Linked DNA regions of Mus musculus: region 1 is linked to region 2. A link is a loop called in an ENCODE intact Hi-C map of the cell type or tissue named here. Cell type or tissue: gastrocnemius. All regions are shown on one strand. Links, peaks and the distances in the headings refer to the core of each region. The heading gives the core; the rest is flanking DNA. Region 1 overlaps Wtap (Wilms tumour 1-associating protein). Region 2 holds the start of Mrpl18 (mitochondrial ribosomal protein L18).

The links. Hi-C counts contacts between places; a loop is a spot of excess contacts. Peaks named below come from ENCODE experiments on the same cell type or tissue, not always from the same donor. Only the 100,000 strongest peaks of a DNase experiment are listed, where the experiment ranks them.
Region 1: a loop joins it to region 2, with 2.2 times the contacts of the local background. A loop is called at or near these places in 22 of 42 quality-filtered maps.

Annotation. Positions count from the first base shown.
Region 1 is chr17:12,970,793-12,982,424 of GRCm38, forward strand. It overlaps Wtap (Wilms tumour 1-associating protein), which reads right to left. Exons shown (of 8, transcript NM_001113533.1): 4 at 10,958-11,016; 5 at 10,030-10,157; 6 at 4,504-4,682. Among named protein-coding and RNA genes, the nearest start is that of Wtap, 16 kb to the right of the region's middle. In gastrocnemius, for the core only: no CTCF peak of the experiment used is centred there; no DNase peak of the experiment used is centred there.
Region 2 is chr17:12,910,003-12,921,634 of GRCm38, forward strand. It overlaps Mrpl18 (mitochondrial ribosomal protein L18), which reads right to left and starts at 6,089. Exons shown (of 4, transcript NM_026310.3): 1 at 5,945-6,089; 2 at 5,636-5,822; 3 at 3,768-3,999; 4 at 1,353-1,747. The coding sequence starts at 5,996. The coding sequence ends at 1,676. It overlaps Tcp1 (t-complex protein 1), which reads left to right and starts at 6,327. Exons shown (of 12, transcript NM_013686.4): 1 at 6,327-6,627; 2 at 7,796-7,881; 3 at 8,041-8,169; 4 at 9,349-9,446; 5 at 9,813-9,923; 6 at 10,274-10,455; 7 at 10,738-10,864. The coding sequence starts at 6,564. LOC115488839 (a small nucleolar RNA gene) reads left to right here and starts at 9,583; the gene lies at 9,583-9,720. It also overlaps a transcript of Pnldc1 not described here. In gastrocnemius, for the core only: no CTCF peak of the experiment used is centred there; DNase peaks (open chromatin) are centred at 5,751 and 6,290; H3K4me3 peaks cover 3,072 bases; H3K27ac peaks cover 2,220 bases.

The DNA of each region.
Region 1 (11,632 bases), core at 2,317-10,316, 62 kb after region 2:
AGGTTACTAATGTTCAAAGGAGTCACAGTAGAAGCCCTGAGTGCATGTATTAAGTTTTCTTTGTTTAACCATTGCCTTCAGTTATTGTAGCTCTACATCCCTACCCACATTTCCTATCGACCTCCTCAGAGTTCAGCCTCCACTAAACAAGCACGGAGAATCTAACAAGGAAACAAGATGTGGACACCACTGCCAAAGACACCAGAGCTCCTTCTTCCTTCTAGTTGGCTACCCATATTCCAATAACTTCGTTTCTTTTTTTCTTTTGAGACAGGGTCTGGCCCAACACGTGTTTGCCTTTAATCCCAGCAGGCAAGATTTCTGAGTTTGAGGCCAACCTGATATACAGAGCGAGTTCTAGGACAGCCAGGACTACACAAAGAAATCCTGTCTCAAAAAAAAAAAACAAAATGAAACAAAACAAAAAAGGGGGTGAGGGGAGAGAAAGATTCTTACTACCCCTGGCTGCCCTGGAACTGACTGTTCTTACAGTTTGTATTACTTTGTAAGTATTGGATTAAAGTTATGGCTACCTGTTTCTTGGAATCATATACAACAGATTTTCTAGCCAGAAAATAAAGACTTTAAAAAAAAGTATAAAATACATTAATTGGTCACTTGCCTTAGCCCCATACAAAAATATCAAAAATGTTAAAGTATTTTATTTAAAAATGTGTAACATAGCTTAATGCTTAGCAGGCTGATATTGTCCTAGCATAAACTGAAGTTAGTTTTATAGGCCAGCACTAGACACACAGAGAGACCCTGTCTCAAGGAGTACCTCTAAAATACCTCAAAACTGCTTTAATTTTTATGTTAGCAACTATGTTGTATAAAATCTGTACTTGTGGTTATAACAGCACACATAAACACACTCCACACATAAAACAGTGAGGGACCTGGGAGTGTACTCTGAGTTTATTTAGCAAGTGAGGTCATGGGTTCAATCCTTAGTACTCTTCACCAAAGAAAAGGCTAAGGATATAGCTCTATTGTAAAGTGCTCATCTAGCCATGTCAAAGCCCTAGATCCAATCCTCAGCAACACAAAATAAGTAGAAAGAGAGAGAACTTAACTACAACTATTTTAAAATGGATAGTAGAGGTTATTGCTTTCATTAAAAAAAAAATTTAAAAATTGGTGCTGGAAAGTGAGGTCAATAGTTAAGAACACTGGCTACTTTACAGGACCCAGGTTTGATCCCCATCACACACATGCTGGCTCCCAACCTTCTATAACTCCAATTCTAAAGGACCTGACATCCTCTTCTGGCCTCCATATGCACATGGTGGAGAGAAAGACATGTAGACAAATCACTCACATATACATACAAATAAGTCTTTAAAAAATAAAATGCCTTTGTATTTTAAAAATATTTCTGTTCTCTTTTCATGAGTGTGGGTATTTTGTTTGCATGTAAGTCTATGCAACACATGCACGCCGGGTGCTAGAGGGAAGCATATTAGTTCTCCTGGACTGGAGTTTTAGAAAGCTGTAAGTTGCCATGTAGGTGCTGGAAATTGAATCTGGGTCCTCTGGAAGAGCAGCCAGTTGTTAACCACTGGGCCAAACCCTCTAGTTCCTTTTGTTTCTCAATGTGATGTCCTGGCTACACTCAACTTCCTGATCTGCCTGCCTCTGCCTCCTAAGTGCTGAGGTGACTCCTAAAACCAAATAATCCCAGTAACAGGAAATACTTAAAACACAAGGGGCATCAGTATATTACCTTAATAATCAAGGGAAGGAAGCCAGGTTACTTTGTAGAGTTGTACATACAACTGCCTAAATGACTAAGTTGAAAATGACCAGTATATTCCTAAACACTCTTACAATGATTGTGTTGTCAAATGAAAGTGTAGAGCTGACAATATTATGGAAGGAATCACAATCCATTTCTTAGTAGTTCTTTTGTTTATTCTTTGAGATACAAATCTATGAACGTACTCCTAAGTCCCCTCTCCTTCTGTATCAGCCTCATCACTGCTGGGATTAAAGGCATAAGCCACCACATCCAGCTAAAAAGATCTTTATCCCTCAAAATTAGACCTGCAGCAAAGGGCAGGAATACCATATACATATAGGAAACCTTACAACCCAATCATTGGAATCATTCCACATTACTAATTAAGTACTACTTATTTTCAAATTAATAATGTAGTTTTAGTACTTGATTCATTATATCACATGGTTTAGTTTTATATAATGAAACCTCATTGATGGGTTGTTAAAATAAGATTAAAAAATACTAAGAGACCATTAAAAAGGTAGTAATCTAGATATGCTAAAAAAATACCTAGAAGATAAAAATGAAGGGAAATAATAAAGCTTTGAAGCATGTGTATGTACCATATGATTACATTTCTTTAAAACCAATATACATGAAATCATTGTGTATCCACAAATTATCTCGATGACACCCAAGATATTTAACAGTGGTACTGGTCCTGTAGAGCAGAATGGGGTAGTTTGACATCAGGTCCATGAGTGACACTTTCCATCTCCCATCTTTCTCTAGTATTTCATTTGTATACATGAACATGTATTGTCTTATTAAGAGAGAAGATTAACAATAACAAGAAAGCAGGCCCACAGGCCTCAAAGTCACTGTATTCAAGCAGCAGAGAAAGACTGGCTAAATCTGAGTACATACTAGCAATACATTTTACCAATTACTATTCAACCCACTAAAACTATATTCAGAATCATTTCAACCATGAACCTGAAAATGCATGAAATAAATACAAAAGATCCAATTTTGTCACAATAAACTACTTTTAAACAGACTGGTTTACTTACCCTCCAAACCCCCAGTGACAATTTTAGAAGCAGACTTGTTCCTGAAAAATTATACACATCATTCCTCCAGCCCACCCTGCCCACAGTCAGTCCACTAAAGCACAAACATAAGCATACTTACAATTGATTGGAACGATTAAGAGAGAACTTAAGTCACCCTTGTTAAAACTGCACTTAAACGTTGGGGCATGCTGGAACATTTATCTTCTACTCATCTCAGACTCCATTATCACCAAGGGAAAATTCAAACTGGTGACTTATAGACGAAAAAAATTCACCTCCAGGATTGGATGGAAGCATGAAGAATATAATGCCTCATTTATCTAAATGAGCAAATGAGTTTGCTAGAAATGATCACTATACCTTTTTCAATTCACAAACCATCTCACTTGGGCCAGCCCAGAGATCCAACACATTATTTCCCCAATCTTCTGGCAGGCACCTTGTGAGACTGTCCCACAATATGTTCTACTGTAATATCCTGGGGCCAAATGCCAAGTCTCCTTGTCTTTTATACCATCTGGAATAGTCTTTTAAGCGAGACAGCCTTTCCCTTCACTTTGAAGAGCACAGAATAAATTTTCCAAAGTGTTGATCTGCTCTCCATAGCCCCCCAAAGTAAAATATTGAATACAACAAAATTATCAGAGTATTCCTTGAATTAAAAAAAACCCAACTATTTCAAGGCACATTTAATTTAATATCAGGAATTCGATAGATACAAAAGGCCCAATACAATGAAGGAACACATTCCCCCATTTCACACCAACGACAATGCTGTTTAACATGTGCCTGCTGAATGAGATGAGGGTTTACTGAATAATGGGAGTCTCATCACAGCCAAATACCATATACAATCTAGTTGTGAAATGAATGCTTATAATGCTTCAAACACTTTAAACCTGAAGTGTGAGACCACACCTTCACGTTTGTACAGTCCTTGGTTAAGGTTATCTACAGTTTCCACAACCATTCAAAAGACAAACCATTGATAAAAACCACATAGATTTAAGGCTCCATTATATAATATAGAGCTCAGAGCTAAATGGATAAATATTTGCTCTACTTGTACTGGTAGCTATGACGTGATTGTCTCACGGCTATTAGTTGGTTCTTAGCATAAGTAAGTCCTTTAAAGGCAAATTCACCTCATTTGAGTTTTGACCCAGTAGTTCAACAATCATGAAGTCCACAGTCTTATTGGCATAACTGATGTACAGTGTCTCTAAGTCACTATGCTCATGGCTAAGAGCGATGCATATTCCATTTTTACATTTTACTGGAATTTTACATGTTCAATTCATGATTTAAAACCTCTAGGATTTCAATCCTCGAAACTGTCTGAAGACACAGTGTGCCACAGACTTAAGACTTCTGTTTTTCCCTCTATTTTCTTCAAACAGAAACACTTTTCAAAGTGTCTACATGTCCTAGAAGGGGAATTTTTCGGAGTTGGCCTCTTCTTCGGAATAGTCCGACGGCATCAGGCCTCTGAAGCAAGGGGGAGGGGAAGAGAAAAGCTGAAACACAAGGTTCATCTGCTAAGTTTTACATTAACCATTACAAGCTGGACAGTATAAGAATGTGGCTTTTTTGGCTCAAAAAGTCTGAGTCTTGGTGTGGAAACGAGTACTTGGCTGTCCCACCACAGCTTTCTCGAGGTGGGACTGTCAGGGAAGTCTTGACTGGGGAGTATGATTTGTTTACCTATCAGGCGTAAACTTCCAGGCACTCAGTTCATTTTGGGCTTGTTCCAGTTTGTCTTTAGTCTGTTCCAGTTCACCTTTCATTTTTAGGAAAAACAAGTTGATTGCTGGGTCTACCATTGTTGATCTCAGTTGGGCCACACTCGGCTGCTGAACTTGCTTGAGGTACTGGATTTGAGTCTGTGCAAAGCAAAGGGTACAATTACTACCAAACCAAAGAACCCCTAAGAGGAGAAACACTCTTATTAAACACTCAGTCAGCCTATGTTAGGTCTGTACCCCTTTGATATTAAGTCTCCCTAAAGTTAAGGGTGTAGCTCTTTAACAGAGAGCATACACACAGAACAAGACCCTTGAGTCAAATCTCACACAATTTCAAACAACAACACAAACCCTAGAAAAAGTACCAAAACTGAGAACAATGGCATATGCCTATAATTCCAGCCCTTAGGAAGTAGAGGGAGGATTTTAAGCTTCCTAAGAGTTAAAAAAAAAGACTGTGTCTTAATTAAAGAAGGCTACCAAAGGCTGGGGATGTAGCCTAGTAGCAGATCACTGGCATTATATGAAAAAGGCCCTACGTTTTAGTCTCTACAACCACAAAGGAAAAACGGGGACAAAAGAAAACACACGTCTTTGTTTAAGGCAATTCATGAGGTTACTTTCACTGTACAACCAAAACAGCATTAAAACAAAACAAAACAGAGGCCATATCATAAGCTGGGGAATGGTGGCACATGCCTTTAGTTCCAATACTTAGGAGGCAGAGGCAAGCCTCTGAGTTCAAGGCTAGCCAGGACTACAGAGAAACCCTGTCTGAAAACCAAACTCTACCAAACCAAACCAAACCAAGCCAAATCAGGGTTGCCATCACACTCAGCAGTTAGAAGGATGAACTGGGGTCTGGAGAGATAGCTCAGTGGATGAGGGCACTGACTTTTCTTTCAGAGGACTGGGATTCAAATCCCAGCTCACAACTGTCCATAACTCCAAGATCTGACACCATCACACATACACAAGTATGCATGAGGGAAAATACCAATGCACATAAAATGGAAATAAGTAAATAAATAAATACATAAATAAGAGCATGAATTGCTCTTACAGAGGCAGAGGATGAAGAATTCTAGCTCTCAGCACCCACAATGGACAGCCCAAAACTGCTTAGGACTCCACCAGGGTTGGGGGTGGGGCTGTGGGTGGGTGGATCCAACACCTGTGGCATCCTTCAGCAGAAACCCACAGACACAAACATTAGTAAAAAGAACTTAAACCAAAACCCAAACCAAACTTGACCATGGTGGAACATGGGAGGCAGTCTGATCTATGCAGTGAGTTCTAAGGCAGCCAGGGTTATACAGTGAGATCTAGTTTCAAAACAAAACCAAAAAACAAGCAACATGTTTTTATTTTAAGGACTGACAATTGCTAGAAAGAAGCAAAGTTTAAAATTTTATTATAGAAGAACTGGTAAGGTCTTAGCTTACTTTTTGCTTAAACTACATAAAACTCCCACAGAAAGGTTAAATTTCACACAATTTCCACTTCTAAATTTAAAACAGTAGTGACATTATATCTTTATATTAGTGAAATTTTGTAGCATCTTTTTTTTGTTTTGTTTTGTTTTGTTTTCCAGACAGGGTTTCTCATTGCTTACTTTTTGCTTAAACTACATAAAACTCCCACAGAAAGGTTAAATTTCACACAATTTCCACTTCTAAATTTAAAACAGTAGTGACATTATATCTTTATATTAGTGAAATTTTGTAGCATCTTTTTTTTGTTTTGTTTTGTTTTGTTTTCCAGACAGGGTTTCTCATTGTAGCCCTGGCTGTCCCGGAACTTACTCTGTAGACCAGGCTGGCCTTGAACTCAGAAATCCGCCTGCCTCTGCCTCCCAAGTGCTGGGACATTTATTATTTTGTGCTTATGGGGTAAGTGCAGTCCTCTTCCTCTAACCATGTGGGTCATGGGGGTTGAACTCAGGCTATATAGCACAGTAGCAAGCATCTTTGACTACTGAGTCATATAGTCAATTCTACCCTACCCTATGTTTTAATAAAATGAAGTTTAAATTCCTTACCATAAATTTAGTAGAAGACACAAGTATACTGACTGACTTGAGACTACATTTATTTATGAGTTCACTGTACACAAATAGAAAAGAATATTTATGGAGATACTATGTTTTTCTTTTGAGACAAAGTCTAATTATGTAGACCTGGCCAGCCTGGAATTCAGAGATCCATACTGTACACAGCAGGATAGCACCATGAGCCCAAGCTTGCTCTAACAGTATTTACTTAATTTTTGTATCTGTATGTCAGTATGAGCATGTGCCTGAGGGTACCCCCAGAGACCATCAGATCCCTGGGGCTGCATTTATATAGGGAACTGAGTGTACTGGAAAGGGAACTCCAGTCCTCTGCACAAGCAGTAAGCAAGCACTTTAACCATTAGATCATCTTGCCCAGCTCCTTTGGAAAAATGTAAAAGAAATTAATTTTAAACAGAAAGTTTACCCATTAATTCAAAGTACTGCTAGCTACTAAAGGTTTTTTTTTTGTTTTGTTTTTTTCTTCCTTTCCCTCCCCCTTTTTTTTAGTTTTTCAAGACAGGGTTTCTGTGTGTAGCCCTGGCTGTCCTGGAACTCTGTAGACCAGACTGGCCTCAAACTCAGAAATCCGCCTGCCTCTGCCTCCTGAGTGCTGGGTTTAAAGGCGTGTGCCACCACTGCCCAGCGCTACTAAAGTATTTTAAGAGGAGAGTTAAATAACATCACGTCAGTGTGTCTCATGTGCTCTCCTCATTGGTTACAACAATCTCACAACACTGACTCAAACTAAATCCCAACAGTTAGCACTTTTGGTCATGAAAAGGAGGCGAATAGAAAAGGAGACGAATGTAACCAGAACAAACTCCCCTTTGCCAGGGAAGAAAACAGGAGGAAAGTTTTAGGGCTGGCAAGATGACTAAGCAGCTAAAGGTGCCTGCTGTCAGTCCTGATAATATGAATTTAATTCCCAGGATCCACATGATGGAAAGAGAACCAACTCCCACAAGTTGTCCTCTAACTTAAATACGCAGGTCATAAAATATCCATAAATAAATAAATGAAATATAGTAATAAAAAAATCTTAAGGGCTAGCAAGATTTCTAATGGGGGAAAGCACTTGTTGCTAAGTCTGTTGGCCTGAGTTCAATCCCCAAGATCTGTAGGGTGAGAATGAATTGCTGCAAGCTGTCCTCTGACTTTCACATTAAATACAATTTTACTAAAGATGTAAACCTGTGTTTCTGTATAGGCCAGAGAACCATCTTGAGTGTTAGCCTGGCTATACACCTCTAGTATTTTCCCTCCCTAGACAACATCCACTTTGTTTTTGGAGACAAAGTATCTCACTGGCCTGTTGCTTGTTGACTGCAGCCAGGAAGCCCCAGAGGTCTGCCTCGCTCCACTGGCTCCTCAGGGCTCTCCATGTGCAGCTCTTTACCTGGTACTGCAGTTCTGAACTCAGGCTCTGAACCCTACAGACATTCTCTTAGTTCTGTTTAACTATCTGAAATTATCACCTGCTTTAATTACTCCATTCTTACTTTTATCCTTAGCCCCCAAAGCAATAGGTCCTACTAAAAAGTAGCCTACTATCTTTCTGACTGCTAAACATAAAAGTTTTCAATTCCTATTTTTACTAAAACTAACTTTTGCCTCGACACTTCTTTTTTAGGTGTGGTGTGCACATCTTTAATCCTGGCACTCAAGTGGCAGAGGCAGATCTGAGTCTGAAACCAGTGTGTCACAGTAAGTTTCAGAACTGCCAGGACTACATATAGAGAACCTATCTCAAAAAACAAAGCAAAACAAAAAAGATTTACATTTTCTTACATGTTGTGTTTTGCCTACACATGTGTACATGCATCATTTGTATTCCTGGTGCCAGGAGAAGTCAGAAAAAGGGTTTGGGTCCCTTGGGACTAGAGTTAGTCTGTAAGCCACCATTTGGTTGCTGGCAATTGAACCTGGGTCCTCTTCAAGAACAAGTACTCTTAACAGCTGAACCAACTCTCTAGCCTACATCTAACTATCAGTGGTTCTTAACTGGTGAGCTGGTGGTGGGTGGACAGAAGAGGTGATTTGCAGTTCCTGTTTCCCTAGCATTATGCTCTTCTCTTTCTAAATTCCATCTCTTTCACAGTCACACAGTATAAACATGAGACCTACCTATGACTTATTAAATAGCTTGCCCCACAAGATCTAATTGATCAGGTCCTACTGACTGTGCCTAGAAGACTATTTAAGACACCCTTCCCAGGTACCAGTGACTTAACCAACCTCATGAGTCTTTTGCTGAAAAATTTTCCACCAGTAGCTGTACAGAGTGGTGCACACCTTTAATACAGCACCAGGAAGGCAGAGGCAGGTCCATCTCTGTAAATTCAAGCCCCGTCTGGTCTACATAAGGAGTCCTTCAGGCTAGCCAGAGCTATGTAGTGACATATTGTCACACAAAACAAAACTTTAAAAAAACAAAACCAACCAACCAACCAAAAAACTCCAGCTATTACTTATACCTAGGGTAAAACAAGTCCCTAAACCCTTAACCAAGTTTCAGCCATACCCGTAACTCCAACTTTATGTATCCTTTCCCTATTTTGTCCCCAGTGCTGCCTGCAAAGCCTCACCTTTGAATTGTAGATAGAAGAATAATGGCTGTATTACATAGGGAAGGGCATAAACAATGTGTTGAGTGCTTACAGCACTGGCTGCTCTTGCTCGGGCACTTACATAGTGGCTTATAACCATCAGTAACTCCTTTTACAGAGGATTCAATGCCTACTTCTGGCATCCACAGGCACCAGGCAAACATGTAGTGCGGAGTCATAAATGCAGGCCAAATGCTCATAAACATGAAATAAATATTAAAAATACGACAAGAAAAGCTTAAGGCAAAATAGATAGATAGATAGATAGATAAAAAATCCCAACGCAACACAAAACAAAACAAAAACCTAAAACCCATCTCAAAAGGTGATGGGAGCACCATCGTCCTCAAAGCCCTGGTGACTCAAAGTGCCACTGTATGCACAACAGTTGCATATTCAATTGCAAGCAGCACAAATTGCCTAATGATAGCAAAAGGTACACAGACTCCATAGAAATTAGGAATTGAGATGGAAGCAAACATAAGAACCTCCATTCCCAGCCGGGCGTGGTGGCGCACGCCTTTAATCCCAGCACTCGGGAGGCAGAGGCAGGCGGATTTCTGAGTTCGAGGCCAGCCTGGGCTACAGAGTGAGTTCCAGGACAGCCAGGGCTACACAGAGAAACCCTGTCTCAAAAAAAAAAAAAACAAAACAAAAAAAAAAAACAAAACAAAAAACAAAAAACAAAAAAAAAAAAAAACAAAAAAACCCACAAAAACAAACAAACACACCAAAAAGAACCTCCATTCCCAACCACTCTCCATTGTACCCTTTAAAAACAGTACACTTATATTTGCTATTATCACTATTTAAAGACACTCACGGTGCACTCTTGCATCTCCTGCTCTTTGGTTGCTAGCCGCATGACAAGAATGTTCTCCCTGCGTGCAGACTCCTGCTGTTGCTGCTTTAGTTTTTCTTCAGATTCCCTTAAACCAGTCACATCGTTTGCTGAGTAAAAGAAATCAAAATTACAAATTTCACTAACCAAAAGAAAATTCTCTTGTCAAGATTAATCAAAAAATTCACCGCCTTTAACGCCTTTAAGTTTTCAGTTTTGGACACAAGTTATTTGTTCCTGCTCGGAAGAGCTCCCCAGGGAGTCACACTGAGCTGCTTCTGTACTCCACCAGTCACACCTGAACACAGGAGACCACACGCCTACACTCATTTATAGTATATTTAATATATAAAACTCACAATAATACATTCTAACCCACTCAATAGAACAATGACATTAACTGGCCTGGCAGAGCAGAAACCTGGCTATATCACAGCACTCAGGAGCCTGTGGCAGGAGATCATAATTCCAGGATAGCTTCTGCTACATAGTATGAGACCCTGTCTCAAGCAGGGTTATGGTGGAACACACCTTTAATCCTAGCTCTCTGGAGGTAGAGGCAGGTAGATCAGTTCAAGACTAGCCTGGTCTACAGAGTAACAGGCCAGCTAAGGCTACATAGAGAAAACCTGTCTCAAAAAACCAAAAAACCCAAACAAAACCAAGAATACTCCTGCAACAACCCTGTCTCGGAAATCGACAAAGGAAAAATAAATAAATAAATAAATAGAAGCCAGCACTCGGGAGGCAGAGGCAGGCGGATTTCTGAGTTCAAGGCCAGCCTGGTCTACAGAGTGAGTTCCAGGACAGCCAAGGCTACACTGAGAAACCCTGTCTCAAAAAACCACAAAAAAAAAAAAAAAAAAAAAAGACAACTATACTATCTCTATCTAGGAAGGATCAAACTTACAATTAAGATCTGTGTACTTTCCCTCCAAAGCTTGAACATATGCTTCATATTGTTTCCATCTAAGTAAAAAGGAAATTCATATTAGTGGTTACATTGAAATTACCTTTATATTAAATACACTAGGAAAGCACACCCATTATCATAGAGTAAAAACTGTGCTGGATTATACTTAACTTTGACATAATTACAAACATAGTTTAATGAGCAAATGCATTCATTAGCTTTACTGCTTCTTCACAATTTACAGAAGACAGGTAAGGCAAAAGAACATACACATAGGTTGGGCATAGGTTACCTACAAAGGCTCAAGGCCAGCTTGGCACCTTAGCAAGACTAAAACAAAAAGACCCAGGTAGTGGTAATGTTAATCTCAGCATTGGGAGGCAGAGGCCCACCTGGTTGATTTATAGAGTTCTAGGACAGCCAGGACTACATATAGAAACCCCATCGTGAAAAACCTAGGGGTGGAGGTAGGGGTGGGGCTGGAGGTGGGGGTAGGGATCATCCTTTGAAATTGTATTGAAATAAGACTACCTGTCAGACTATTTTAGTATATATACCCTTGTATTTCTAATATTCAGAAGACTAAGGGAGATCTCTAATTTGAGGCCAACTTGAATATACCCTGTTTCAGAAAAACACCCACTCCTATAGTTTTTTTTTTAAAGATTTATT
Region 2 (11,632 bases), core at 1,298-9,297:
CAAGGCCAGAGCCGGCTGGTGGGAGTTTCAGTGTGGAGCTCACAGCCTTGATCTTCTCATGCTGGGAAAAGTGGAGACTGTTGCCATCAAGAACTGCCAGCTTGCCGGGCGTGGTGGCGCACGCCTTTAATCCCAGCACTTGGGAGGGCAGAGGCAGGCGGATTTCTGAGTTGGAGGACAGCCTGGTCTACAAAGTGAGTTCCAGGACAGCCAGGGCTATACAGAGAAACCCTGACTTGAAAAAACAAAAAACAAAAAACAAAAACAAAAACAAAAAAACTGCCAGCTGTGCTGAAAGATCATTGGTACCGGCGATCAGCTAGTATGGCCTTTAGCCTATAGAAACGCCTGCCAGCGATACCAATGCCCAGCCTCCATGCTCATTGTTCATGGTCTGATACACCCTCTCAGTTCTGGACTTAGTCCCCTAGAGAACCTGGGCTTCTAAGTGAGATGCTTCAATCCGTATTTAACATGAGGGAAGAAAAAAATATACGTGTATATTCCTGTCTCCAGTTTGGTATATATTGATCAGACTGACTCATGCTATTGAATGCTGAATGCCTCGGCATCAACGCTTTAAAAAAAAAAAAAAAAAAAAAAAACTGAGCCATGCTTGTCACTTGTCTAAAATAATGAATACGTGACTAATATGAAGCCGCTTTGTTTACATGTCTTTTTCACATTTTAGCAACTTTCGGAGAGGGGTTGTGATCTCCCCAAGCTCCAACCTAAGCTATCTAGCATGACAATTTTCAATACATTTTATGTATATTTTGCCGGCACTACATGTGTGCACTACGTGTTCACAGTACCTGCCGAGGCCAGAAATGGGTGTTGGGATTCCTAGAACTGTAGTGCTGGCTGTGAGCTGTTCTCTGGGTCATGGGTACCAAATGCAAATCCTCTCCAAGAGCAGTGAGTGCTCCTAATCACATCAAGCCATCGCTCCAGCCACTTGTGTGATTATTTCTAAAGCATTTTCTACAGTCACATTTGAATTCCCACTTAAAGGCAAAGTAACCCATCATTCCCACCTCCCATTGGCTGCTCCTCACACTCATTTCCTCTCTAAGATATGCCTGAAATCACTAGGGGGTGAGTCCGGGAGGGGGGGTGGTGACTAGAAGGCACGTGTGATATTATCTCCACATATTATTTCTGAGTTTACAATTGCACTGACATTAAAAACAAAACAAACAAGCCCAGCCCACATCCCGGGCAGCAAACAATCCTCCTTCCCCATGACTAGCCAGGAACCGTCCCTGCCGGCCAGTGCTTCACAGAACTCCACTCGTGCCCTGTAGCCACCGGGTGTTTACAGAGCACAACACAGTAAGGGTTCACAGTTTGTTATAAACACTTTAATTTGTTCTTTGAATAGTGACTACTTTCCTTAAATACATCTCATGTCCAAGAATGAGGACACCTTAAGCCCTTGATTAAAACAATGAAATCACACAAGCACACACAGAAGTGGAAAGAAGCTAACTTTAAATAAGTTTTCAGTCACATTATTGCTCTGAAGCTTTCAGTCTGGTTCTCCTTCCAAATGCTTCTTCCTTCCTTCTTTTCTTCCTTCCTTCCTTTCTTCCTTTTAATGCAGATGCTTTCCTTTGGTGGCTGTAGATGGTAGTTTTATATTACACTGCCAACAACAGTTAACACTTCTATTTCATTCATAGATTCTTCGAGGCTCCCGAAGCATCACGCCACTTTCTGTCATGGCATTTTGTAAACGTTTTATCTAGTTTGGAGATCGAGAAGAGAAAAAAAAAGGAAACACTGTCAGCCTCCAAAAAAACCTGAAAATCGGTTTGTTTTCCAAGAGACAAAGAAACCACTGACCTCCCAGGGTACATATGTGTTTCTCTGACTGATCTTAAGAACATAGATGCTGGGGTAAAGGTGCAGAAACTGGGGAAGTAGCCAACTAATGGCTGGTCCAGCAGGAGACCCCTGCCATGAGAGGAAGCCTACCCCTGACACTGCCTGGAGGGCCAGAAACCAGAGGCTGGACCAAGACCTAGGATGGAACCAACCATGTCTGACCAAAGAAAAAAAAAGTCAATGAAATGATTCCTAATAATATTCTATTGTATGCAGACAAGAGCCTAGCATAGTTGTCATCAGAGGCTTCATCCAACAACTGATGGAAGCAGATGCAGAGACCCACAGCCAAACATTAGGCAGATTGTGGAGAATCCTGAAGAAGAAGGGGTGGGAGGGAGGATTGTAGGGACCAGAGAAATAAAGGAACCAAGCAAACCCATAGAATCAACAGGGCCCACAGGGACTCACAGAGACCGAACCATCAGGGAGCCTGCGTGGAACTGATCTAGGCCCCCTTCTTTATGTTCTGCTTGTATAGCTTGGTCTTCGTATGGGACTCCTAACAGTGGGAAGGGGGCTGTCTCTCTTCTGCCTAGTTTTGGTACCCTTTCCTCCTCCTACTGGGCTGCCTTGTCCAGCCTTAGTATGAGGGGAGGTGCTTAGTCTTACTGCAACTTGATATACCATGTTTGGTTGACATCCCTAGGAGGCCTGCCTTCTTCTGAAGAGAAATGGAAAAGGAAGGGGTGGAGGATGTTGGGCTGGGAAGAGGAGGGAGGGGAAACTGCCATCAAGATGTAATATATGATATAAAAATTAATAAAACACATATGAAAAAGGAAATGGAAAGATATCAGGGATCAGCATATTCAACAAGATGCCAGTATATGGGCTGGAGAGATGGCTCAATGGTTAAAAGCACTGACTGCTCGACCAGAGGTCCTGAATTCAATTCCCAGCAGCCATGTGGTAGCCCACAACCATCTGTAATGGGATCTGATGCCCTCTTCTGGTGTGTGTCTGAAGACTGCTGCAGTGTACTCATATAAATAAAAAAATAAAATAAATCTTAAAAAAAAAAAAAAGATGCCAGTATAACAACAGGAAGTGCAGTGCTAACATCCTGGACTAACGGGTCTCAGTCACCCAGCAATACCAACTTGCAATACCGACTGACCTCAGTTTGTACAGAGAATGGGAACACAAACTCCTATGGACTACTGCAAAAACCAAATGTCACAGGATCCAGCCAAGGCCCACCATGTAGAATACCCTCAAGAAAATAATGTAAGCACACCTAACACCAAGAACTAACCAAAACTCTCTGGCGTCTCTGCGTGTTGCTAGAGATTACACACGCAAGGTAGCGGCGCTCTCAGAGCTGTGCCCCCAGCTCTGGACCTTCTGTGTATCATGGATGAAACAGCCTCCAGCATGCATTACCAATGAATAACTTGCAGTTCCTGGCCTTCCCACTTAAAATTCTGAGACAAAGTCTTACTAAGTTATTCAGGCAAGCCTAGAATTTGAGATTCTTCCAAGTCAACCTCTTGACAGCAGGAATTATTGACCCTTGTCACCAAAAACAACTGATCTTGTTCCCCCACCCCCTCTATTTTTAAACAGGATCTCACTATATATCCCCAACTAGATGGAACTTCCTTGGTAGACCAGATTGGTCCTAAACTCAAGAGATCTGCTTCTACCATACCACACCAAATTTTTGTTTCTTTTCTGCTTTCTTTTTTTGTTTCTTGAGACAGGGTTTCTCTGTGTACCCCTGACATTCCTGGAACTCACACTGTAGACCAAGCTGCCCTTGACCATGGAGATCTCTTGCCTCTGAGACCTCCCGAGTGCTGGGATTAAAGGCATGCACCACCATTCCTAGCCGAATGTTTACCTTTTAAGTAAATACATAGAAATACAAGTACCGAGTCTGAGGACGCCTCCCACGGGGTGGGCTGGTAGACCATGAAGTTGATTCCTGCTTCTAAGCACCGCTGTGCCAGCACTCGCCCAATGCTCTCACAAGCCACCACGTTTCTGGTACTATAAAGGTGTTTTTTAATAGCCCATTCTCGAGTGGATGCTGAAACAACAACCTGGCCGTTAAGATGCTCAACAAATGCTTCTACGTGATGCTGAGTCTTTACAACTCGCAACCTAAACGGGGAGAAAAGAGTTATAAAACAATCTATTAACAAAAAGTTGGGCCACTTAAGGTGAATAAACGCCTACGTGTTCTTCAAGAATTTGGTGAGCCCACTGTTAAGACAGTTCAATGGGTAAAGATGCTTCCTACCAAGGCCAACAACCTGCATTCAACCCCCAGGGCTCACAAGGTGGACCATGATCTAAGTATATGCGGTATATGCATGAACCTGTGACTATATGCACATACCAATCAACTGAAAAAAAAAAAAAAAAAACAATAAAAACAAACTGGAATGGGATTTGTTGATGCCCTCTTCTGCTGTGTCTGAAGACAGCGACAGTGTACTTACAACAATAAAAATGTGTAATTACAAAAAAACCAACCAAATAAACAAAAACCAGAAAAATCCCACTGTAACAAAAATAATAACCACCGTAAAAAGATAACCCCTACAATGATAATAATGTAGTTTAAATAGTTGAATTAAGAGCTGGAGAGATGGCTCGGCGGTTAAGAGCACTGACTGCTCTTCTAGAGGTCCTGAGTTCAATTCCCAGCAACCACATGGTGGCTCACAACCATCTGTAATGGGATCCGATGCCCTCTTCTGGTATGTCTGAAAACAGAGACAGTGTATACCCATACACAAAATAAATAAGTCTTAAAAAAAAAAAAAGTTAAATTAAAAAAAAAAAAAAAAAAAAGACATACAGCCGGGCGTGGTGGCGCATGACTTTAATCCCAGCACTCGGGAGGCAGAGGCAGGTGGATTTCTGAGTTTGAGGCCAGCCAAAAAAAAAAAAAAAAAAAAAAGACATACATTTAAAGCATCTAGCATAACTGCTTGTAAATCCAATGCTTTCAGTTAGTAGCCATCTTGGGGCTGGGGAGTGCAGTTCAGAGGTAAAGCACTTGCTTTGTGTGATGAAGGTACTCATCTAAACTGCGTAGTTCTCCCAAAATAAAATTTAACATTTATTTCCATGTGTATGATTATTTTTGGGAATGTATCGCTGTGTGCCAAGGTCAGAAGAGGGTGTCAGATCCCTGGGAACTGGAATTACAGACCATTGTAAGCTGCCTGGGTCCTCAGTGAACTCAGTAAGTGCTTTAAATGAATACAAATTTTAAAATGTATTTCATAAAATGTTTCTATTAATGAACTTTTAACCTTTATTCCCCCCATTAAAAAATCATTAAGGCTCAAACTTTACCCTAATGTGCACGCTAATAACTAATTCTACTTAGCACTCTATTCTGTAACAGCTTACACACACACACCTTTACTTACTGAACAGGTAGGTACACAGGCCTGTCAGTTCCAGACACTCAATCCCAGCCTCCTAGCCTCCTTTGCTAGAATAGCCTTCATGGCAAATGATTTCGCGGCTTCCTGTCCTTTAGATCTCAGCTTTTTGACATGTCACCTTCAGAGAGGCCTCAGGACATAGCCGCTTATTCTCAAATTACCGTTTAAGTTTTCTTCAAGGCAACTAACTAGTTGCTTGCTCCAAGGTCGCTTTCTACCCACATGTCATCTTCCTGACACATCCCGAGGCTTACCTGGCAGGATCAGTCAGGGGATTGGTGAAATTGGTAAGGTGCTAAGCACAGCTTAGTCAGTCACAAGCCGACTTTAATTACCTGTGCCAGAACTCACGGTTAGGCCACACGGTAGCCCAGCCCCGTTCTTTCCGAGCTACCCCTAAGAGCTCCAGATTCCGAGGGTTCCGGTTGGTGAACTCCGGGGCCACCGCTTCGTTTTCCTTACTCTCCACGTCGGGCTGCACGGCCGGCACGGAACTGGTTGAGAGGGCTGCGAACCCACACTCTAGAAAATGAAAAAGATCACATGCATCTTTCACTTTCCCACATCAGGTACAAAATCGCATTTGCAAATGCACACGTACTGTGCACAGAGCGCAGGCAAGGAGGTGGGGCGAGATTAGTTACCCAGTTTCCTGCAAACTGACAGACATTTCCAGAACCGCGGCCGAAGCGCCATGGCTGACGGGACCTGGGCAAAGTCACACAGTGCCCTATCTTCCTTTGCTCAGGGTCGTCTCGGGGAACAACTAGTCGCAGCCATGTTAACTGTGGGTAAAGCTACAAGGGCCGGCAGTACCTCGGTGTCTCAAGGACCCGGAACTAACAAGCTCCCTGGTGCTGAGTGGCCGAGTGAGCGATCGGTATCCCTGGCTCACCAATCACCGCAGACGTTGAGGCGGAGGGCGGGACACGCTAGCCGTGGCCAAGAGCCTGACTTCCGTTTTCCACTTTCGCGCCTTTCTTCTACTGTCTCTAGTTGACCCAGCGTCCCGCAGCCCCCTACTTCCGGCGTTTTCAGTTTTTCGCCCCGCCCAGCCCTCGTCTGTCAATCCCTACCGCTTTCCCGGCAGACCTTGCGGTTGGTGGAGCGTGGAGAGCGCGCAGGGCGTGTTACCCAGCAGGCCCCGCGGCATCGCTCGGGCCTTTCCACGCCGTGGTCCCCGCCGTGGTGGCCGTTAAACGGTCTCAGAGCGGAGCTATCGGTTGTCTGCGGCCGTAGTGAGCTTTGCTTCGTTTCCTGAAGATGGAGGGTCCTTTGTCCGTGTTCGGGGACCGCAGCACTGGGGAGGCGGTCCGCTCCCAGAATGGTAAGGGCGAGAGAATGGTAAGGGTCCAGCTCGCGGCGGCGCAGGCCGAAGCCCAGCCGCAGTCCGTAGGCCGGGGCTGTCCGCCGGGCCCAGTGAAGTTCCTTCAGGAGAAGCCCAGCCATCCCGGATCCGCCCTCACTAGCGGCCGGCTCGGCGCCATTGCGCCCTACCGTGTAAGGGAAGAATGTTCGAGAATGCACACGGTTGGGGGAGGCGTTCAAGATGGGTGTGGGCGTCCGTGCCCCAATACCTAGTAGAGGAGCTCCAGATAGACTTCTCCGCCACTCCCCTCTGCTCCTTTGTTGGGTTCCAAGCCGGTTGGAGCACCTCTGACATAGCCAGAAAAGAGTAGCTTTCACCGGTTCCATTGGCCCTTGAGAAGATGCTCATAGAATCTAGGTGGCTTTTGCGTTGCTTCCCTTCCCTGGTCTGGTTCTTGGATGCCCAGAATCTGCAGGTGACAGCTGCTCCCCCAGTAAAACGTAACGGAATGCAAACTGAACGTTATTAAGCGATACTTTTAGCTGCCTTTATCGTGGTTAACTTTAATACGAGTAAGCACGTGGTTTGCTGTGGTTGAATTTGTTCTTGAAAGCATTCCCTTGCAGGAACCGTGTTCTGTGTTGTGCTTTTTTTTTTTTTTTAAACAACTCTCTTAGAAATTACTACTACTTTATCCTGGTGAACTATCTAATATTCTTACTAAACTTGCCAGAGTCTGAAGAGAAAGGCTGAACTTAAAGGGTTTTTTCCCCCCTAGTGTAGTAGTAAGGAATGAACTTAAGATTGCTTATAATTTGAGGCATTAAAATCTTTGCAATCGGTGATATACCAATACTAAATAGAAAAAAGAATAGTTAACCTTCACTGGTCCTTAAGTAAGTGATTCCCCCCCCCCCCCACACACACACACACACACACACACAGGGTTTCACTGTATAGCTGTGGCTGTCCTGGAAGCAACTTTGTAGACCAGGCTGGCCTCGAACTCAGAAATCTGCCTGCCTCTGCCTCCCGAGTGCTGGGATTAAAGGCGTGCGCCGCCACACCCGGCTTGATTTTTTTTTTTTTAAATAGTAATTACAGACTTTAGATTTTAGCAAATCATAGGTAGTTGAGTGTCATAGTTTATGTGTTGTTCTAATTAGTTTTCACTGTTCATCTACAGTTATGGCTGCAGCTTCTATTGCCAACATTGTTAAAAGTTCTTTTGGGCCAGTTGGCTTGGATAAAATGTTGGTGGATGATATTGGTGTAAGTATATATCTAATTGCTCTTGCTTGCCTTGATAAAAGTACATTGTTTTAAATTTCAAAAAAAAATCTTTGGTAAAGTCTTTGTTTTTACCTGAGTATGGATGGCATCCTAGAGCTTGGTTTCTGTGTTGACCACTTATTCCTTCATATTTCTTAGGATGTAACCATTACTAACGATGGTGCCACCATCCTGAAGTTACTGGAGGTAGAACATCCCGCAGCCAAAGTTCTGTGTGAGCTGGCTGACCTGCAAGACAAAGAAGTTGGAGATGGAACTACCTCAGTGGTGAGACGCTACCAGGAAATGGCTAGAGAATAGTCAATTTATTAGAGTTGAATCCATGAGAGAGTCATACTCTAGGTCAGAAATAAGTCACCTTTTAAGGCAGTCTCACAAACTTTTGAAAACTAACCATTGTAACTAGTTTGTGTAATTTAAGTAAGGGAAGAACTTAAGGTGATTAAATAAATACAAGCTTGTTTTAAATACTGGAGTCTCGTGAATTTGGAGCCTTATTTAAACCTACTTAACCATGATGATGTTCATGTAGAAAATGTTACCAGGTTTGGACTTTTTTCTTTGTTGTTTAATAGATACTTTTGTATTTTAAATGTGAACAAGAAATCTTTGGAATTCAAAATAGAAATTTGCAGAAGTTAATTTGCTACCATATAGTGCTAATGGCTAGTCAGCAAACATGGCGAATAGTGTAACATTTTGTGAGTTAGCCTGCTTAAGTAGTAAAATACTGTTTGGTGAGGCAGATTTTAGACCTGGCAAAATAAATGGTGAGGGAAAAGTATTTATAGACTTACCCTTTACTAGGAAAGAATTGAATCTGTTTTTAAATAGTGAAAATGGACTTTATCTAATTTGTTCATAGACAATGTAACTTAAAAATAACCTTAATTCCACTCGAAAGAAGAAAAGTTTTTTGGAGATTTTGTTTTGTTTTATTATTAAGAAAACTGGTTTTTCACAGTGTTCTCTATTTTAAATGATCTTAAGATTTTATTGAAATTACTGGAATGATACCAGTCATTTCCATTGATTGCTATCTAGCTCTTGTTGCAGTAAGTCTGTAAATGTAATGGATATAAATTCTGCTGTATTAGATTTTTAGCATTTTCTGGCTTTTCCAGCTTGGACCATTTCCATAGAATACTTTTAGGTTTTTTGAGGCAGGATTTCTCTGTGTAGCCCTGACTGTCCTGGAGCTCACTTTGTAGACCAGGCTGGCCTCGAACTCAGAAATCCGCCTGCCTCTACCTCCCAAGTGCTAGGATTAAAGGCATGCGCCACCACGCCTGGCACAGAATACTTCCTAGTGGTCTCTATGTTGTGTTTTCAACGAGTTGCTACTCACTTGTCTACTGTGGTATTAATAATACCTGCTTAATAATCATGTTTTCCTGTTGTGCATATTGAGTGCCATGCATATTTAAAGCAATGCTTGATCAACAGGTAATCATTGCAGCGGAGCTTCTGAAAAATGCAGATGAGCTAGTCAAACAGAAAATTCATCCAACATCAGTTATTAGTGGCTATCGTCTTGCCTGCAAGTAAGATTGCTTTCAAAAACATGTTATTTTGTGGAATAGTAGTAAATTGTATCTTAATGTTGTAGCTAAGCGTTAAGTTGGAACTGTTGCATCTTAGCATTCAAGTGCTCACCTGGAGTACTAAGCTCCGTGTACTTTTCCCATTTGACTACCACATTTTTCTCCTAATAGAGTTTAGTGGCTATGCTTATGGGATAGATGAAAGGTGCCATGATCTGAAGAGGGGGAGCTGTCCTGTGTCTTTCCTCTATATGAAATGGCTGAACAGAAACCATTCCCTGTGATATTTGACAATGTGTTAAATGTGGTGAGATGCAAAACTTTGGAGTGGTGTGTTTCTATTTTTCTTTTCCACATTCTTAACAGGGAAGCGGTGCGTTATATCAATGAGAACCTGATTATTAACACAGACGAACTTGGAAGAGACTGTCTGATCAATGCTGCTAAGACATCCATGTCATCCAAAATTATTGGAATGTATCCTTGAATGTTCCTGTGCAGTTTGGCCCTAACTCCTTTTGCTCTAAAAAAAATGACTTTTTGGAATATTAGTTTTCTGCAGTAAAATTTAAAGTGCCATTTATTGCAAATTGATCTTATTAGAGAGAAACAACTGATCCTGCTACCACCTTTCCAACATTTCTATGGTGAAAACTGCATTTGAAGTACAGATGGTGGTGGTATATATGCACAAGTCACTTTGATTGTAGTTACAATACTTTTCCTCACTGGTGAATTATTTTGCTAAAAGTAAGTCTAGTTGAGTAGCTTTTTGGTCCCTGGGCCTTTTGTTTTGTTGTTTCAGCTATCCTTAACTGTTGTCTCAGAAATGGTGATTACTTTGCTAATATGGTAGTAGATGCTGTGCTTGCTGTTAAATACACAGATGCCAGAGGCCAGCCTCGCTATCCAGTCAATTCTGTTAATATTCTGAAAGCCCATGGGAGAAGTCAGATAGAAAGCATGCTGATCAATGGCTATGCGCTCAATTGTGTGGTTGGATCTCAGGGTAAGTGGGGTTCTGTTATTTACAAATCAGAGTCACTCTCTGGTTTATATACTATACTCTTAATGAGTTCTAAATGTTGTGATAGGTGCTGGGCTAGAGGCTCAGACATTTGATTCTATCATTAAGTTATGAGAGGCAGGCAGGTCTCTGAATTTTCAGGCCATTCTTGTCTACCTAGTGAAACCTTGCATTTAAAAAGAAAAGGAAAAAAGGAATTATGTGCATTTGGGACCAAAACTTTAAGGTTTAGTGTAATTAACTAACCTTTTTATTTATTTATAGGCATGCCCAAGAGAATAGTTAATGCAAAAATTGCTTGTCTTGACTTCAGCCTGCAGAAAACAAAAATGAAGCTTGGTGTACAGGTGGTTATTACAGACCCTGAGAAATTGGACCAAATTAGACAGAGGTAAGTGAAGAGGCATGTTCTTTTTTTGTTTTTTGTTTTTTTTTTAAAGTAAAATAAAATAAGGGCTGGAGAGATGGCTCAGCAGTTAAGAGCACTGGCTGCTCTTCCAGAGGTCCTGAGTTTAATTCCTAGCAACCACATAGTAGCTTACAACCATTTGTAATAGAATCCAATGCACTCTTCTAGTGTGTGTCTGAAGACAGCTGCAGTGTACTCATAAATAAAAAGATAAATAATAAAGTAAAATCAAGGATTATGGGCATCATGGTATAGCCTCTTGTCACAAACAAAACTGATATCAAATAAGTACAAACTATCAAGTGTTAGATACTGTGTATGACAGCGTCCACTTAAGACTGCCTCTGTAGCACATTAGTACACAGTGCTGACTGTAGCTGCAGTGACATCACCCCAGCAGACAGCTTTCACTTCCTCTTACTTTCAGGGGACTGCTGTTGTGTGATTATAATATGTCTGTTATATACATGTAACATAGCTTAAATAGGCATTTACTGTCTCATATTCCATAGTACATCATATGACTGCCTCTTGATTTGTAAATGCCCACAAATTAGCCAAGCAGTGGTGGCACATATGTCCAAAGAGGCAGAGGCAGGTGCATCTCTGAGTTTGAGGCCAGCCCAACTTCAGGAGTCTTGCTGTATCTGTCCTTGATACATTCTGTACCTCTGGTTTCTGTCTCTGAAGTCTTTCATCTTTCTAGTCATTTTCATGATAACAACTTAGGCCCGTTTGAAAGAAATATTT